Regions from separate parts of the Homo sapiens genome. Here regions 1 and 2 are each linked to region 3. Evidence: read pairs that join two places in POLR2A ChIA-PET (ENCODE). Cell type or tissue: GM12878. All regions are shown on one strand. Region 1 overlaps ANGEL2 (angel homolog 2). Region 2 overlaps FLVCR1 (FLVCR choline and heme transporter 1). Region 3 has its middle 22 kb from the start of VASH2.

Region 1 (4,000 bases), 74 kb after region 3:
TCAACTTTAAAAAGGTAAATTTAGAGGTCTTAAGAAAAAAAATGAATAACTACATATTTATATATATGAATATTCATCCCTGAGATTTTTTCTTTTTAAAAACTTAGTTTTATGTCTTCAAAGGGAACATGATTACCCAGCAGACTGCCAAAATGTATTACAAACACTTACCTGTCTTTTCTACTTTTGGTACCTGCTGTACCTCATACACACAGTTCTGTGAGATACCTAGGTTTGGGGGCCAAATTGGAATAGATAAAATTCTTTGTCCCCGTGAAGACTGTTCCTGGCCAGATACCTAAACAAAATTTCAACAGGTATCTTAAGTGAAAAGATTTTAAATAGCTTATGAGTTGAAAAATTTATGTCTTAAATAAAAGGTAATCCAAAAGTGGTAAATTATTACCCTTTATTCATTGTATTAAGTGATTCTTTGGACTTATAAAATCTTCTTTTCTTTAAATACAATTCAGAAAGCACTTATCATTTACATAAAAATGACAATCTTTTTCCCATACATGCTTTTCTTTAATTTGGACATACAAATCATCTATCGCTTTGAACTAACACTATTCATCATTTTTTACTACCTGCAATATAGTTCCTATTGTATCAAATATAGGCATGCTCACAGGTACTGCGGGTTTGGTTTCAGGCCACCACAATAAAGTGAGTATCTCAATAAAGCAAGTCACATAATTTTTTCAGTTTCCCAGTGCATGTAAGTTGCGTTTATACTATACTGTAGTTTACTAAGTGTGCAATAGCATTATGCCTAAGAAAATACATACCTTAATTTAAAAATACTTCATTGTTAAAATATCCTAACAATCATCTCAGCCTTCAGTGAGTCATCATCTTTTTACAGGTGGAGGATCTTGCCTAGATATTAATGACTGCTGGCTGATCAGGGTGATGGTTGCTTAAAGTGGGGGTTGGCTGTGGCAATTTCTTAAAATAAGACAACAATGAAATTTGCTGCAGCCATTGATGCTTCCTTTCATAAAAGATTTTTCTGTAGCATCTGATGCTATTTGACAGCACTTTATCCACGGAACTTTTTTTCAAAATTGGAAACCCTTCCAATGTTTTATCAATTAAATTTATGTAACATTTAAAATCCTTTGTTGTAATTTCAGCAATGTTCACAGCATCTTCACCAGGAATAGAATGCATCTCAAGAAAATACTCTGCTCATCTATAAGAAGCAACTCCTCATCTATTTAAGTTTTATCATGAGATTGAAACAATTCAGTTAATTCTTCAGGCTCCACTTCTAGTTCTCTTGCTATTTCCACCACATCTACAGTTACTTCCTCCCCTGAAGTCTTGAACCCCTCAAAGTCATCCATGAGGGCTGGAATCAACTTCTACCAAACTCTTTTTAATGGTGATATTTTGACCTCCTCCCATGAATCACGAATGTTCTGAATAGCATTTAGGATGCTGAATCCTTTGCAGGTTTGCAATTTACTTTCCCCAGATCCATCAGAGAAATCACTTCTATGGCAGCTATAGCCTATGAAATGTATTTCTTAAATAAGGAGACCTGTAGGTACAAAATTACTCCTTGATTCCATAGGCTGCAGAATGGATGCCGTGTTAGCAGGGATGAAAAAACATTCATTTCCTTGTACATCTTCATCAGAGCTCTTGGGTGACCAGGTGCCTTGTGAACGAACAGTAATCTTTGGAAAGGAATCTGTTTTTCTGAATAGTGGTCTCAGCAGTGTGCTTAAAATATTCTATGCCATAAACAGATGCACTGTCATCCCCAAGCTTTGTTTTTCCACTGACATAGCACAGGTAGAGTGGATTTAGCATAATTTTTAAGTGCCCTAGGATTTTCAGAATGGTCAATGAATGCTGACTTTAACTTAAAGTAACAAGCTATATTAGCTCCTAACAAAAGAGTCAGCCTGTCCTTTGAAACCAGGCACTGACTTCTTCTTTCTAGTTATGAAGTCCTAGATGGCATCTTCTTGCAATATAAAGTGGTTTCATCCACATTAAAAATTGTTGGCCAGGTGCGGTGGCTCATGCCTGTAATCCCAACACTTTGAGGGGCTGAGGCAGGAGGATTGCTCAAGCCCAGGAGTTCGAGACCAGCCTGGGCAACATGGTGAAACGCCACCTCTACCAAAAAATATTAAAAAATTAGCCCGGCGTGGAGGCATGCACCTGTAATCCCACCTACTTGGGAAGCTGAAGCAGAATCGCTGGAACCCAGGAGGCAGAGGTAGCAGTGAACCGAGATCGTGTCACTGCAGTCCAGCCTGGGCAACAGCGCGAGATCCTGTCTCAAAAAAAAAAAAAAAAAAATCTATTATTTAGTGTAGCCACCTTCATCAATGATCTTAGCTAGATCTTCTGGATAACCTACTGCAGCTTCTACATCAGCAGCACTTGCTGCTTTACCTGTACTTTTATGTTATGGAGATGGCTTCATTCTTTAAACCTCATAAATTAACCTCTGTTAACTTCCAACTTCTCTTCTGCAGCTTCCTCATCTCTCAGCCTTCAAAAAATTGAAGAGACTTAATGCATTCCTCTGGATTAGGCTTTGACTCAAGGGAATCCTGTGGCTGGTTTGATCTTCTATCCAGACCACTCAAGCTTTCTCCATATTAGCAATAAGGCTGTTTTGCTTTCTTATTATGCCTTCATACACTGGAGTAGCACTTCTAACTTCCTTCAAGAACTTTTCCTTGCATTCACAACTTTGCTGTTTGGTGCAAGAGGCCTAGCTTTTGGCCTCTCTCAGCTTTCAAAATGCCTTCCTTGCTAAGCTTAATCATTTCTAGCTTTTGATTCAAAGTGAGACATGTGAGTCTTCCTTCTACTTGAACACTTAGAGAGCGCTGCAGGGCTATTACTTGGCCTAGTTTCAATATGGTTGTGCTTCAGGGAATATAGAGGCCCAAGTAGGGGGAGAGAGATGATTAGTGGAGCAGTCAGAACACATTTATCGATTAAGTTCTCATTTTATATGGGTACAGTTCATAACACCCCAAAACCATTACAATAGTAATATCGAAGATCACTAATCTTGGATCAACATAACAGATGTTAATAATAATGAAAATGCTTGAGTAATGCAAGAGTTACCAAAAGGTGACAGAGACAGGAATTGAGCACATGCTGTTGGAAAAATGGCAATGATAGAGCTGCTTAAGGTAGAGTTGCTATGAAACTTCAATTTTGTAAAATGCAGTATGTTTGAAGCTCGATAAAGCAAAGCACAATAAAATGAAGTATACCTGTACTAAGAGAGATTAACTCTTACAAAATTTTAAACTTATTGGCTGGGCATGGTGGCTCACGCCTGTAATCCCAGCACTTTGGGAGGCCGAGGTGAACCTGCAGGTCACCTAAGGTTGGGAGTTAGAGACCATCCTGGCTAACACTGTGAAACCCCATCTCTACTAAAAATACAAAAAATTAGCCGGGCTTGGTGGTGCAAGCCTGTAGTCCCAGCTACTCGGGAGGCTGAGGCAGAATTGCTTGAACCTGGGAGACAGAGGATGCAGTGAGCCGAGATCCCACCATTGCACTCCAGCCTGGCGAAAGAGCAAGACTCCATCTCAAAAAAAAAAATAAATAATTTTAAACTATTACTCAAAACTCCAGTGTTGGAGAGCTTATTTTGGTAAATATACTGAAGATGAAATGATCTAAAGTAAGGAGAGGAAAGCACAATAAAAATAATCACGAGATAAATTGTGCTAAGCTAAAGAAAATATTTATTATTCTACAACGGAAACTTGTATAATAAATGTTAAATTACTATTTTGCCCACAACCAGCATTCAAAATTCTATCCTGCCACCTTGTGTTACTTATCGGTGAAGTATCCATGTCTGTCAATACTTTTTTTTTTTTTGCTGCCTGTTAATTCCTCCAAGCAGTATGTTGCCACAGATAGATGAAAAAGATATAAATCAACCAAGTGAAAATAATTACTTACTAGAAGAAGCTGGGCACAGTGGCTCACGCCTGTA
Region 2 (4,000 bases), 58 kb before region 3:
CATGTTGGTCAGGCTGGATTCAAACTCCTGACCTCAGGTGATCCGCTTGTCTCGGCCTCCCAAAGTGCTGGGATTATAGGCGTGAACCACCATGCCTGGCCCGGCTGCATACTCTTAACAGAAATACATTTAACTTAGTCTGTAAGAATTTCAAACTCCTGAGGCAGTCTCTGATTTTTTTAAATAAATATTCCTCAAAAAAAGACAATATTTTTGTGTTGCACTTGATAATTACAGAATTATTTTACATATATTGTATCATGTAATCTTCATAACAGCTTGCTATTGTTATTTACATTTTATCGATGAGAAAGCTGTAAAGGTGAGAGACAGGAGTTTACTTCCTCAAAGTCATACAGTGAGCTGAGGCAGAGCCAGGATTCAAACATTTATTTGTCTTATAATAACCTAATATATGTAATATATGCCTGAATCACACAGGGACAAATAACGAAATTTTAAAAATGTTAAAATACGGTTTTAAAATGTAAAAGTAGCCCTAAACAGCAATAGATTTGCAACGTATTCATCACAGGAGGAAAAGTTTGAATGTGGTGCTCGAGAATATTTTGGCTACTTTATAAGACTAACACCAGAAGTGGAGAATAACTGCTTCAAATAATCAGTTGTTTTATTGGTGCAAATTTTTGGTTGGGAGAAGACAATAGAAAGCTATTATTTTTCTGTTTCAAAGGAGAAAGAAGAAGCCATATTTCATCCTTTGAAAGTAGCAGTTAGGTGTAAACAAGGCCATAGATCCATGGCTTTTTGTTTCTCTTTCTTCAAGTAGACTTAAGTTCGACTTTCCTACAACATGTAGCTGGTAAATACAGGCTTGATTTTTGCCAAAAGATAGTTTGACTTCCTGAAACTAACAGATAACTCTTGTATTCAAAAAATAAATGTAATGGATTTAAAGACTGGTAAGAAGTATTTTCTTTTCTTTTCATTTTTGAGACACAGTTTCACTCTGTCGCCCAGGCTGGAGTGCGGTGGTGCGACCTTGGCTCACAGCAACCTCCGCCTCCTGGGTTCAAGTGATTCTCCTGCCTCAGCCTCCTAGCTGGGATTAAGGTGCCCACCACCCCTGGCTAATTTTTGTGTTTTTAGTAGAGACAAGTTTTTGCCATGTTGGCCAGGCTGGTCTCCAACTCTTGACCTCAGGTGAGTTGCCCGCCTCAGGCCTCCCAAAGTGTTGGGATTAGAGGCGTGAGCCTCTGCGCCCAGCCAGAAGTCAGAAATATTTTCATTTTTGCATTTCAGTTCAGATTTGGGCCATTTAGATTTATTTTGCCATGGTAAATAAAAAAGTAAGAGACTTAAGATTCATTAAATACCCATGACTACCTTGTAAGCATAGTTTTTATTTTCTGAAACTTTGTTTTATAACTATGTGAGTTCTGCATTACCAATCTTAGTAAGAAGAGATATTTCCTATCTGATTAGGATACAAAGAGACTCAGGAAAAGACAACAGACATCCTAACAGTACAAGATCAGATAGAATGAAAGGAAGAGGAGGATTTGCAACTTAAACCTTTTATGTGTACCAGCCTTCCAATGTAAGGATATTAAAAAGTAAATATTTATGAGTTATATCTCCTCTTTAATTAGTTGTAAGATCTGTAAAAAGAAAAGTATATTTTAGTTTGATAAGTTTTAGTTATATCACAGTTAATGTGTTGGTCAGCAATGAACTGTAATTTAAAAAATTTTTAGCAGCAAACAGGAAAATTAGAGAATTGTAGTATTTCATGGAAATTTTAAGGGTCATTTCTTACTTTCCCAGTGATTGTTTCTCCCTGGCTGGTTTTCAAAAGCATTTGGGGAGTTTCGTGTTTAAAACAGTTTCTTTGGCTTCATCCTGGAGTTTCTGATTCATTGAGCCTTGGGTAGAATCTCAAAATCTGTATTATTTTTAATTTCCAAATGATTCCAGTTGCTAGGTCCATCAGATCTAACCCTCTTTCAAACACAAAGCAGGTCTTCCTTGTTGGAAGAAAGAAATAGCCAATTAAAAAAAAATCCTAATTTCTATTAAAAAAAATTTTTTTTCTTGCTGTCTGGCTGAGAATGGCAGAAAAATCCTAATTTCTAAAAAAAATTCCTAAACAATATTATTTACTGAATCCATTTACCTTCTTTTTTCTTTCTGTTTCTTTTTGTTTGTTTTGTTTTTTGAGATAGTCTCACTCCGTTGCCCCGGCTGGAGTGCAGTAGCACAATCTCAGCTCACTGCAACCTCCACCTCCTGGGTTTGAGCAATTCCTGCCTCAGCCTCCTAAGTAGCTGTAACTACAGGCATGTGCCACCATTAATGCCTGGCTAATTTTTGTAATTTTTTGTAGAGACGGGGTTTCACCATGTTGGCCAGGCTGGTCTCGAACTCCTGACCTCACATGATCCACCTGCCTCGGCCTCCCAAAGTGCTGGGATTACAGGTGTGAGCCACTGTGCCGGGCTTCTTTTTTCTTTTTGAATTTACCCTGTTTCATCAATCTTGAGGTATACCTTTTTCATGAAATCTCTGAAATCAAGATGCCTTTAATAATCAGTGGCATCTAACATTTGTGGTAATTGAGATATGGTTATGTGAAAACCTTCTATTGATACCTGGCAAGATCATTGACTGCAAGTATTAGAGTATCTTAGATTCAATGAAGTACAGTATTTTCCTTCTATTGTAATTAACAATTTTGAGAGAGTTTAAAGTTTTGAGTCAATACAAAGTCTAGATTTTAATTTCTGCTGTACCATATTTTAGCAGTTCAGCCCTTCTGTAAATAGTTTTTTGTGTTTTTTGTTTGTTTTTTACAGACAAGGTCTTGCTTTATCACCTAGGCTAGAGTGTAGTGATATGATCCCAGCTCACTGCAGCCTGTATTCCTGGGCTCAGTGAAGCGATCCTGAAGCGATCCTCTCGCTTCAGCCTCGCAAGTAGCTAGGATTACAGGTGCATGCTGCCATGCATAGCTAGTTTAAACAATTTTTTTCTAGAGACAGTCTTGTACAAGTGATGGACCCACTTTGACCTCCCAAAGTGCTGAGATTACAAAAGTGAGCACCATGCCTGACCTGTGAATTAGTCTTGACTTCTGGTTAGCCTAACCCTAAAGAAATCTCTCTCTAGTCATCTTTTATGGAAAGTTGGTCGATCTTTCCTGCACAGCAAAAAGGTGGTCTCTAGATGTTGTCTGCCTGGGGTGGCTGTGAAATTTCTAACTAGAAATGGATAGCGCTAAAACTTAGAGTGTCAGACACCATATACCACCACACTTTTATGTCTCTTAGCTCTACCCCTGTACTTTCCATATGAAGCTCAAGTGAGTTAGCAAGACCTAGCTCTGCTTCCATGAATCTACCTGGAGTTTTTCAATCCCAGAGGTGCAGTTGGATCAGATGATAAACTTTATATCACATTTCAGAAGAAAATGGTTACTAACTCAAGTCTTTTAAAAGTTCAATAGTATATTGGCTTCCTCATATCTGATTTTTTATTTCTTTTATTTTCCTTTTTTTTTGTTTTGAGACAGGGTCCTGCTCTGTTGCCCAGGCTGGAGTGCAATGGCGCAGTCACAGCTCACTGCAGCCTTGACCTCCCAGGCTCAAGGGTTCTTCCCCCTTCAACCTCCCAAAGAGCTGGGATTACAGGCATGAGCCACTGTGCCCAGCCTTCATGTTTATCTCTAATTACAAATTGAACTGAATTTAAAAGTAGAATTGTTGAATATTTAATGTAGTAAAAATTAGTCTTTCTTAGGTAAAAATAGAATAATCAGTAGGCAAGGTTGTGGCATATTATTGATGGTTTTGCAGTTCACTTATATGAATTGGCCATATCTCTGAGTTTTAGTCAGTTTCAGAGAACTGAGATGACAGTGTTAAACTATTCTTCACTTAGAAATCAGTGAAAATGAAAACCCTTACCATAAAAGACTTATATACCTCTTTAAACTTAAACTGTATTCTGTCTGCTCACTAAGAATGATACATATAATTAC
Region 3 (4,000 bases):
CCTGGCCTCAAGTTGACCTGCCCACCTCAGCCTCCTAAAGTGCTGGGATTACAGACGTGTGCCACGGCGCCTGGCTGGAGGCTGTCTCTTTCTAAGGGGGACTGCCCTCTCCAGTTTGCCACACCCCTGTGCAGACAACTTCGCTTGTTTCTGTTATCTGTTGCCTCCCAGTTGACATCTGAGGCTACGACCCCTGATCTATTTCTACCAACCCATTTCCTGTAAGAAAAGCAGGACCCTGAGAGATGCAGAGACCAAAATCTAAGGCAAATGGGTGAGTTTGACTTAGCTTCCCTATGATGCATCATACTTAGCTTCCCTATGATGCAATTTCTTCGTTAATAAATGAGGAATATTGATAGTGCTTGTATTAGGCTGCCATAACAAAGTGCCACAGACTGAGTGGTTTAAACAACAGACATTTACTTTCTCGCAGTTCTGGAGGCCAGAAATCCACGATCAAGGTGTTGGCAAGTTTGGCTTCTGGTGGGGGCTCTCTTCCGGGCTCGTAGATGGCCACCTTCTCACTATGTCCTCACATGGTGTGTGTGTGGAGAGACAGAGTGTGAGGGAGAGATAGAAAGAGAGGCACAGTTAGAGGAGAGAGAGAAAGTGCTTTGTGGTGTCTCTTCTTATAAGGACGCTAATCCTATTGGATCAGGGCTCCACCCTTATGACCTCACTTAACCGTAATTACAACCCTAGAGGGTCCACCTCCAAATATAGTTGCTCTGGGGGTTAATGCTTCAACGCATGAATGTGGGGTAGGGGAGGACACACAACAGCACCCCTTTCCTAGGGAGGCTGTGTGAAGATGGAGTGAGTCCGTGAGAAGCACGGGGAACAATGTCTGGCATGCAGTACGTTCTTGGTGAATCTCAGCAATAATACATACTGGTCATATCGAGGGGAAGGGTTTCCTCCTGAGCTTTTTGCAGCACCTTTTCTGTCAAAACATGTATTTGTCCTGGGCACTCACTCTGCTCCCCAAATAGCTGCCATCTTTCATGAGGCCTAGGAAAGTGTTATGATTAAGGAAGACCTGTTGGCACGTTTCCTTCTTTTTAGACAGATTCTCCCTCTGTCACCCAGACTGGAGTGCAGTGGCACCATCTCAGCTCACTGTAACCTATACCTCCTGGACTCATGTGATCCTCCCACCTCAGCCTCCCGAGTAGCTGGGATTACAGGTGCCTGCCACCACACCGGGCTAATTTTTGTATTTTTAGTAGAGACAGCGTTTCACCATGTTGGCCAAGCTGGTCTCGAACTCCTGACCTCAAGTAATCCGCCCGCCTTTGGCCTCCCAAAGTGCTGGGATTACAGGCGTGAGCCACTGTGCCCAGTCTGTTGGCACACTTCTAATGCTGAACCCATTCCTCAAATCGGATGCTCAGGGAGGATCAAGAAAGAAGGTTGGACCCCCTTCCTATAGAGCCGTGGGCTCCTGGTCTCAATCCAGTAGTACATCCAGGAGTGGATTCAGCCTCTGAATGTGCTGGCGTTGACAGTCTGAACGCACCAATGTCTTGTTTTCCCTCACGTATTATTTGGTTCTGTGACGTCTGATCTGTTTTTCCCTTTTATCTCTGAGTGAAACACCCCCAGAAGGCATGGGGTATGTGCCAGTGTCCTGAAGATTGGGGATGCATGAGGTAGTCTCTGTCTGTTCCCCAAATCCACTTTCTTCCCTGCTCTGTGCACGGGAGGCTGCCCTCAGGGGGCTGGGCTCCTGGGGCTCCTGACCTTGCTGGCTCCTCCAGGCCTCAGTGGGAGAGCTTTCCAGATGTTTCCAGTCCTGGATGCTTCACCATCCTTGGTGTTTCCCTTCATCCTGCCTATACCTCTGTTAACATTCCCTTCACAAGTTTATTTCACTTACACCCTTTTCAGAGTTCCACCTGCACCCTGCTTGCCTCCTGACTGATACAGGAGGAATCTGAGCTGTATATAGTTTTCTGGGGAATAGTGGAGAAGTCTGAATTCAGATAATGCTGTCCAGTGGCTGGACATGAAGGGGATGCACCCATTGTGCTCAGGCAAGAGTTTCCGACTCTAATTTTGCTGACTATTCATAATACAAATCCTCCGGCATTCACTAAATAGGTAGGGACTGCTACCTGCCTTGCCCAGGACATTCCAGGCTGAGCTGAGATGAGCAGGTATAGCTCCCTTCACAGCACGCAGGTTCCTGGACCTTTGGAAACTCCCCAGCCTGGCTCCTGTACAATCCCAATGCCATGCCCCCAGCTTAACTGCTTGAGGTCTTGCTCATCTGACTGGACAGGCCTGTAGCAGTGTGTTCTCATTTCCGTTGGAATAAAGATGCTATCTTACTAAGCTCATTTCATTTTTGTCTTTCTGAAGTGCCAGGGAGCCCAAAGGGGAACTTCCACACACCACCCCTGCTGTCCCAAGGCATCTGAGCAACAGCTCCCCTCTGTATAAATCTGTCCAGGAAACCCCCGCAGAGGCCAGGGCCGAGCAGCTGCAGGATGGCTGCTTTCCTAGGAAGGCCAGGCACAGAGCCTGCGGCTGCACTGTTAAAAAGGTGACAGCAGGTTTCTCCCTGAAGGCTGCCATTGTAAGAGAATGCAGTTCTTTTACAGCAGATGATCCTCTTCTCTGGACAAAGAGGAGCTGTCATCCAAGAAAGGCTTAAATTTCTGCTCCCTCTCGCCAAATGTCCTCAAAGCACCCTAGAACCCTAAACCTGCAGGAAGGACCATTATCCAGGCCCGAGGCTCTCCAGTGGATTATTCAGATGCTAATTTGGCTCTTTCCCCTGGCCGTGGTCATTTAGTTTCTTATTCTCTGCCATTTTCCCCCTCCTCTGTCATCCCCCCCTCCAAGAGATAGGTCAGAGATGTAGATGAATCTGAAATTCCAGCCACTTCCCTTGGAGGCAAAAGTTTGAAGTAACAGGGCAGTACAAAGTCTTTGATCATCAGGACATCTGGGAAGTGTCTGTTATTACCACTTAAATCTATGTTCTTCCTGCTATTAAAAAGGAAAAGAAAGAAAAGGAAAAAGGAAATAATTATATTGAAATGATCTAGGTCTAATTCCCAGTTCTGACACTTACTAGTTACATTACCATGCAAGTTACCTAACTTTTTAAACCTCAGTTTCTTCTTTTGTAAAACAGAAATAATAATATGTATCTCACGAGGTTATTATAGTGGATATTTATTATGTATTTTCAGTCCCCATACTTTAAAACTTTTCATTCAGAAGGCCGGGCACCGTGGTTCAAGAATGTAATCCCGGTACTTTGGGAGGCTGAGGCGGGCGGATCACGAGGTCAGGAGATCGAGACCATCCTGGCCAACATGGTGAAACCCCGTCTCTACTAAAAATACAAAAAATCAGCTGGGTGTGGTGGCGTGTGCCTGTAATCCCAGCTATTTGGGAGGCTGAGGCAGGATAATCGCCTGAACCAGGGAGTCAGAGGTTGCAGTGAGCCGAGATCGCACCACTACACTCTAGCCTGGTGACAGAGAGAGACTCTGTCTCAAAAAAAACACAAAAACAAAAAAACCTTTTCAGAAATAATTTAAAACTTACAGAAAAGAGGCAAGAATAAGAATAGTACAAAGAACACCCATATACCCTTTACCCAGTTGCAAATATCATGCCCCTTTTTCTCTATATATTTCAGTGTGTATTTCCTACGACTAAGAATATTCTCTTATATCACCAATGTCGTTAATAAATGGATAGTTATTAGTTAACATGGATACAATACTTTTAATCTAATCTAATATGTATATTTCAATTTTTGTCAATTGATCAAATAATATCATTTATATTTTTTCCTGCAGGTCAGGATCCAGTCTATGGTTATCTATTACATTCAGTTATCTCTCTTCAGTCTTCTTCAGTTTGAAACATTTCTACAGCTTTTGTCTTTTATTGCAGTGACAGTTTTAAAATATGCAGTTTTGGGCTGGACGCGGTGGCTCATACCTGTAATCCCAGCACTTTGGGAGGCCGAGGT

The links. ChIA-PET counts read pairs that join two places held together with the same protein. Peaks named below come from ENCODE experiments on the same cell type or tissue, not always from the same donor. Only the 100,000 strongest peaks of a DNase experiment are listed, where the experiment ranks them.
Region 1: POLR2A ChIA-PET joins it to region 3 with 7 read pairs; 6 of 35 experiments call an interaction of 5 or more read pairs at or near these places.
Region 2: POLR2A ChIA-PET joins it to region 3 with 5 read pairs; 5 of 35 experiments call an interaction of 5 or more read pairs at or near these places.

The regions. Positions count from the first base shown.
Region 1 is chr1:213,000,615-213,004,614 of GRCh38, forward strand. ANGEL2 (angel homolog 2) reads right to left here. Exons shown (of 9, transcript NM_144567.5): 6 at 172-298. Among named protein-coding and RNA genes, the nearest start is that of ANGEL2, 13 kb to the right of the region's middle. In GM12878, no CTCF peak of the experiment used is centred here; no DNase peak of the experiment used is centred here; H3K27ac peaks cover 347 bases.
Region 2 is chr1:212,868,608-212,872,607 of GRCh38, forward strand. All of the region lies in intron 2 of FLVCR1 (FLVCR choline and heme transporter 1), which reads left to right. Among named protein-coding and RNA genes, the nearest start is that of FLVCR1, 12 kb to the left of the region's middle. In GM12878, no CTCF peak of the experiment used is centred here; no DNase peak of the experiment used is centred here; H3K27ac peaks cover 464 bases.
Region 3 is chr1:212,926,451-212,930,450 of GRCh38, forward strand. No RefSeq gene overlaps it. Among named protein-coding and RNA genes, the nearest start is that of VASH2, 22 kb to the right of the region's middle. RefSeq lists enhancers at 1,858-2,800, 2,801-3,742 and a silencer at 2,518-2,577. In GM12878, no CTCF peak of the experiment used is centred here; a DNase peak (open chromatin) is centred at 2,341; H3K27ac peaks cover 1,304 bases.